2 separate regions of the Homo sapiens genome follow, and region 1 is linked to region 2. The links are chromatin contacts, found by Hi-C or POLR2A ChIA-PET in ENCODE. All regions are on one chromosome and are shown on one strand. The core of a region is the stretch at or near the end of the contact, and the rest is flanking DNA. Distances in the headings are between cores, read along the strand shown.

Region 1 (3,178 bases), core at 368-2,867, 120 kb after region 2:
GCTCTGAGGAGGGCTCTCGTCCTGACTTGCAGGTGGCCGCCTTCTCACCTTGTCCTCCTGTGGCCTTCCCTCCTCTCCTCCTTTTTTTCTATGGCCACCAACCCTGTCAGGTTAGGACTCCATCCTTGTGACCTCATTTAACTTTAATTACCTCCTAAAAGCCCAATCTCCAAATACAGTTACACTGGGGGTCAGGGTTTCAGTATATGAATTTCAGGGGGCGGGACATAACTCCCCTAAAGTACCCAGTACCAGTCCATAGCAGTACCCAATAAACATGTGTTGAATTAATAAAAATGGCCAATATCTATCTACCAGCTAACCACGTGGAAGCACTGCTATGCTCTCTACACGAGTTGCCTCGCTCAATCCTCATGGACAACCCACAAAGGGAAATCCTATTATTATGTCTATTTTACTGGCAGGGAAATTGAGACCAGAGAGGTTAAATAATTTGCCTGCAAGTTAGTGGCAGACCTGAGAATCTAGCTTACATCTGCTTGATCCCAAAACCTCTGTATACGCTACACACCTTAAGTTAAATGAGCTGGAACTTCTGCGCTGGGCTCTGCAATGCATAGGGCCTAGAGCCTCCGGCCTGCTCACCTATACTCTCCCCTGCATCCTCTCCTGTCTGGAAGCCTCCTGGCCTCCCACTGTTACTTTTACACAGACCATTATTGGAATTAGCACAGATAAAGAAATTACTGGGTCTAAGCCCAAGGGGCTGGTCCCCAGCACACAGAAGTGTCAGATGACCATTTTCAGGGTCCTTGGAGATGCGTGTGGCATGGACATTTAGAGGAAATTCCCTCTGGAACAGAAGCATGGGTCTCATCCTACCTTCTAGGTTTTTACTGTGAACTCAAAGATGGCTTGATGAAGCTGGGTGCAGTGGCTCATGCCTGTAATCCCAACACTTTGGGAGGCTGAGGCGGGCGATCACTTGAGGTCAGGAGTTTCAGACCAGCTTGGCCAACATGGAGAAACCCCGTCTCTACTAAAAATACAAAAATTAGCCGGGCATTGTAGCAGTTGCCTGCAATCCCAGCTACTCAGGAGGCTGAGGCAGAAGGATTGCTTGAACCCAAGACGCAGAAGTTGCAGTAAGCTAAGCTCATGCCACTGCACTCTAGCTTGTGCGACACGGCAAGACTCCATCTCAACAAAACAAAACAAAACAAAACAGAACAAAAAGATGGCTTGAAGCACACTTGCTGGAGGTGTGGGAGAGGGAACCAGGGCCGGGGTGGTGGTTAAACCTGTCAAACTGCACATCCCACCCCACCCAGAGGTGATTGGTCTCATTGCAATTGTGACCTAGTTAATCTCCCAAATCTTCAGTTCCAGATCTTCAGTTTGCAATCCAGACTGCAAAGAACTGTGCAGGTTCACCCTAAAGCCTCCCGTTCATCCCGTGACTCCCCTGCTGAGTGATTCCAACAGCTGCTTACTGCCTGTAGGACAAAGTGTGAAATCCTTGACAGTACTTACAAGACTGGAATCTGACCATTTCCTGACTTTTTCTTATTTCCATTCCACCCCTGAGAACTTGGCAGGAGTCCTTACTCCATACCTGGATCCAGCACCTCCTGCCAACTCTACCCATTGTAGCTGCAGCCCAGGGAGTGCCAGCAACTCAAACCTTAGCCTCCCAATCACACTCCAGCCCTCGGGCTGTGATTGCTTCCCCTTTCATCTCTGGCCAGCCCCAAGCCCTGCCCTGACCACCTCCTGTTCCCTCCTCTCCATCACACACATCTGCACAACCTTTGTCCTCCCCATGCCCCTCAACTCCCTCACAGCTCCTTCTTCTCCCGCCACACCCAGCCAAAGGGGCTGCTGGTGTGGCCAGAGAAATGCCTCTGCCAGGCAGCGCAGCCCAGGACAAAACCCGGCTTCCCACTAGCATGGAGACCAGAGCCTTCCAGCCTCTCCCCTGCCTTCTCCGTTGGCTGCGGCACCAAAGCCTGCATTTTTCCAGTGGACCCCGCTTCCCTACCTCACCTCCCCACGCTCCTCAGGCTAGCTCACTTCCAGAAGCCACCAAACATTAAAGCCCCTCACTATTCTGCCCACAGATGCTAGATGGGTCTCCCAGGCTGCTTTCCAATGCGTCCACACCCGCCTCCATCCCATTGTCCCCAGGGGCTCCTCCAGATTCTCCCCTCCTGTGGCTGGGATTGGCTCCCACAGCCACCCCCACACCTCTGGATTTTCTCCCTCTCCTCCCCACCCACTCCTTCCCCTCATCCTATAAGCGAGCTTAAGATTTTTCCATGTTATAAAATAAAAACTTAAAAAATCCTCCCTGACAAAGGTTCTCAGTCTTGGCTGAAAGTCTGAAAGGCCCCACCCCAGACCAATTAAATAAAAATCTCTAAGGTGGGGCCAGGACCTCCCCAGAAGAGTGCCTTGGGTGGCCAAGACTGAGAGCCACAGCTCCCTGCCCTTTCTTCTTGTCTGGGTATCACCTGGGTGATTTTGGAATAAATTGGGGAGCTTTTGGAATAAATTGTCCTCACTCAGCCTCCTACAGCAGCCTTGTCCCCACCCCCAACCCTCCCACCAAAACCTTTTGCAGCAGCTTCTTTCTCCCAGCACCCCATCATCATCATGACCCCTCTACAGTGAGCAACCCTGCAGGCCTCTCCCTCCCTCTCAAAATCCTTCCTGTTGCTCCCCCAAGTTCTACACCTTCCTCCCTGAGCCCCCTTCTTCCCAGGCTTTTGTCCTTGGTCATCCCTTTTGTCTCCTCCATACTCTCCCAGAGCATTTTCCTCACTTGTGGCTTCCAAATCTGTATTTCCGGTCCTGACCTCCTTCAGATCCACACTTCCTGCTGCCTGTGAGGACACCCTATAGACACTTAAAAGCTCTGTCATCTGAATTTTCTATCTTTACACCGAAAACCTGTTCTTCCACACACATCGCCTATCTAGATTGCTGTCACCAAACTGGCTTCTCCCAAGCCAGAAACCACCAACATCTTCATCTCTGCCCCCTCTCTCACCACCCACATCTGATGGATCATCGAGTTCTGGAGCTCCTTGGAATCCATTCCCTTGGCGGCAGCCCCACAGTCCCAGCCTTCTTTGTTGCCTGGACTATTTCGAGAGGGCCTTTGCTAGCCCATCCTCCTCCCGCCTCCTCCTCCAGGACACCCCACTCGCATCTC
Region 2 (3,282 bases), core at 658-3,157:
CGCGATCTCTGCTTACTGCAACCTCCGTCTCCCAGGTTCAAGCAATTCTCCTGTCTCTGCCTCAGGAGTAGCTGGGACTACAGGCACCCACCACCACACCCAGCTAATTTTTTGTATTTTAGTAGAGACGAGGTTTCACCGTGTTGCCCAGGTTGGTCTCAAACTACTGAGCTCTGGCAATCTGCCTGCCTCAGCCTCCCAAAGTGCTAGGATTACAGGCGTGAGCCACGGCACCCGGCCCCATTTTCTTTTGGTTGGACAGCTCTGGATAGGCCATAGGCTGAAGGGACCCCTGGATATCACCTGGCTCAACCTTGTCAGGACCCAGTGGGGGAGTACACAGGCTTTCTGCCCTCCAGCCCTCTCCACTGCACCTAGCTCTCCAGCCCTGCCCCTCTGCCCGCAACCTGGGAGGGTGACCTGGAACTGAGCAACTGGTTCCAGTCCCGACAGCCTGGTTTCAATCCCTGCCCACCACATTCTTATCCCGGGGCCTTGGGCAAGTTATGGATCATCTCCATAGACTCTGTTTCTTCATCTGCAAATGGGAATAATAAGAGTCCCTGCCCGAGTGTTTGTATTTTTTTTTCTAATTTGAGACAAAGTCTGTGTCGCCCAGGCTGGAGTGCAGTGGCAAAATCATGGCTTTCTGTAGCCTTGACCTCCCAGATTTAAGTGATCCTCCCACCTCAGCCTCCTGAGTAGCTGGGCCCACAGGCATGCACTACTATGCCATTTTTTTTTTTTTTTTTTTTGTAGAAATGGTACCTTCCTATGTTGCCCAGGCTGGTCTCAAACTCCCGGTCTCAGGAGGTCCTCCCACCTTGGCCTCCCAAAGTGTGGGATTATAGGCATGAGCCATCGTGCCTAGCAGGGTGTTTATATCAAATGAGATGATTCAAAGCATTCAGCACACAGCCTTGCTTAGGGCACACTCTTAGAAAGGCCTTGGTTGTTCTAAGGACTTTTTTTTTTTTTTGAGATAGAGTCTCGCTCTGTCACCCAGGCTGGAGTGCAGTGGCATGATCTCAGCTCACTGCAACCTCCACCTCTCGGGTTCAAGCGATTCTCCTGCCTCAGCCTCCCAAGCAGCTGGGATTACAGGTGCGCACCACCACATCCAACTAATTTTTGTATTTTTAGTGGGATGGGATTTCACCATGTTGGCCAGGCTGGTCTCGAACTCCTGACTTCAAGTGATCCACCGGCCTCGGCCTTCCAAAGTGCTGGGATTACAGGCGTGAGCCTACCACACCGACCAGCATTTGCTGTTTCTGTCCTGTGCTAATTATGGCTGGGAGCCATTTCAGGGGAGTGGAGGAGGGAGGCTGGCCCCAGGGCAGAGAGGAGGGGAAGGAGGGGAAGGAGGGGAAGGTGTGTGTGAGCTGCACAGCCCAGAAGCTGCCCTGCAATGGTCATAAAGCTGGGACTCTGGCCAGGCCTTTCTCCTCACCCCTCAGATGCCAGTCGCACTGCCCTTCTCAGGGAGGCCCCTGACCTCTGCTCTCTGCCCACGCCACACACTCCTTCGCCAGTGCACTCCCTCCCAGGAACTGGCTTCTTTTCCTCCCGTCTGCTCATGCAATGTGTGTCAGGTCCACATGAGCAGAGCTCCTGCCTGCTCAGAAGCTGACCCAGTGCCCAGCCCTGAGGCCAGGATGACCAGGAACTGGTCTGGCTGAGGGGGTGGTTTTATGTGGCCCTAGGAGGTCCGAGCATATTCTGCACAGCGGGGCAGGGGCTGGTGGGAGGGACTGGAAGCCCAGGGAGCGATGGAATCCACACCCGGGGCGGTTGCTGGGCAGCAGGAGGGCGTGGGCGCAGCCAGGATAGCCACGCCAGCCCCACCCTTCTACTGTGGCAGGAAGGAAGGGGGACGAGTGGGGGTGGACGCGGGCAGTTTGCGGTTTGTCAGCAGAAAAGTTGAGAGAGCTTTGCACGTTCGATTGCAGCAATTCTTCTATTTCCTGTTATCTCTGGGACTCTGTCCTGTTCCTGACTCCACTGACTCCAACCACCAAAAACCACTGGCCTCGCCCCTGATGCCAGCCCTGGAGCCCTGTGTGTATACCACCCCACGTGCACACACGGGCACACACACACACACACACAAACACACAGAGAGGCTCTAGCACTTATGCACATGCACTCGGACACCCACCCTCACATACCTAGACTCTCATAAACACACACTCACAAACACAGACACATGGACTCACAGATACTCACACACTCATAGATATGGGGTGGTACACTCATACATGGACTCACATACATAGACTCACATAAACACACTCACAAACACATGCATGGACTCTCACACACTCATAGATACGGGGTGGTACACTCACACACAGATGCACATAAACACACACTCACAAACACACATGCATGGACACACACACATAGACACTCACACACTCATAGATATGGAGTGGTACACACACACGGACTCACATACATAGACTCACATAAATACACTCACAAACACATGCATGGACACACACACACTCATAGATACGGGGTGGTACACTCACACACGGACTCACATATGTAGACTCACATAAACACACACAAACACACATGCATGGACTCACACATACAGACACTCACACACATAGATATGGGTGGTACACTCATACACGGACTCACATACATAGACTCACATAGACACACTCAAACACATGCATAGATTCACACACATATAGACACACACTCATAGATATGGGGTGGTACGCTCACACATTGACTCACATAAACATGCTCACAAACACACATCCATAAACTCTCACACACCTACACAGGCTCACACACTCACATGCACGCTGTCACTCACACAAACTCACATACACAGACCTACTCACACACACATCCTACACAAACACACAGGCTTGCACTCCTACACTTATGAAGACTTCTTGCCCTTGTTACTGCTCTCTGAAGCCAGCAACTCTCCACTGACACCAGCGTTTCCAGATCCAACCTGGTGCACAGGGACCGAGGGCAGGGGCCAGCCACCTCCCGCCTGTGCTTGTAAGGAAGGTCTCACTGGTAACACAGTCACTCCCATTCGCTTTCTGGGTTGCCTATGGCTGCTTTCCCACCAGAAAGGCAGAGAGGAATAGTGTTGAGTGGCCTGCAAAGCCTGAAATATTTACTGTCAGGCCCTTCCCTTTCCTGCAAAAGTTGGCCAATGCCTCTTCTAGGTTCTTGCTTCTTAAAATGGGTCCCACGGGCCGACCAGCAGCGCTCAAGTCGCCTGGGAACCTGTCAGAAACTTGG

What was found. Hi-C counts contacts between places; a loop is a spot of excess contacts on that map. ChIA-PET counts read pairs that join two places held with the same protein, here RNA polymerase II (POLR2A). Pooled maps may share reads with other maps.
Region 1: a loop to region 2 is called in a map of PC-9, with 8 times the contacts of the local background. The contact joins two enhancer-like sites. A Hi-C loop is called at or near these places in 2 of 168 maps with a recorded cell type or tissue (PC-3 and PC-9) and 2 of 50 pooled maps. POLR2A ChIA-PET finds 5 or more read pairs at or near these places in 4 of 52 experiments (Panc1, activated T-cell, endothelial cell of umbilical vein and 1 more).

What each region holds. Positions count from the first base shown.
Region 1 is chr2:233,047,775-233,050,952 of GRCh38, reverse strand. No RefSeq gene overlaps it. Among named protein-coding and RNA genes, the nearest start is that of INPP5D, 11 kb to the left of the region's middle. Within about 2 kb of position 1,617, at least 2 of the 41 ENCODE cell types and tissues checked have a DNase peak (open chromatin) inside an H3K27ac peak, as active enhancers do; they include PC-3 and PC-9, where a contact is called at or near this core.
Region 2 is chr2:233,164,681-233,167,962 of GRCh38, reverse strand. The region is part of intron 13 of INPP5D (inositol polyphosphate-5-phosphatase D); the gene reads right to left. Among named protein-coding and RNA genes, the nearest start is that of ATG16L1, 85 kb to the left of the region's middle. Within about 2 kb of position 1,907, at least 12 of the 41 ENCODE cell types and tissues checked have a DNase peak (open chromatin) inside an H3K27ac peak, as active enhancers do; they include PC-3 and PC-9, where a contact is called at or near this core.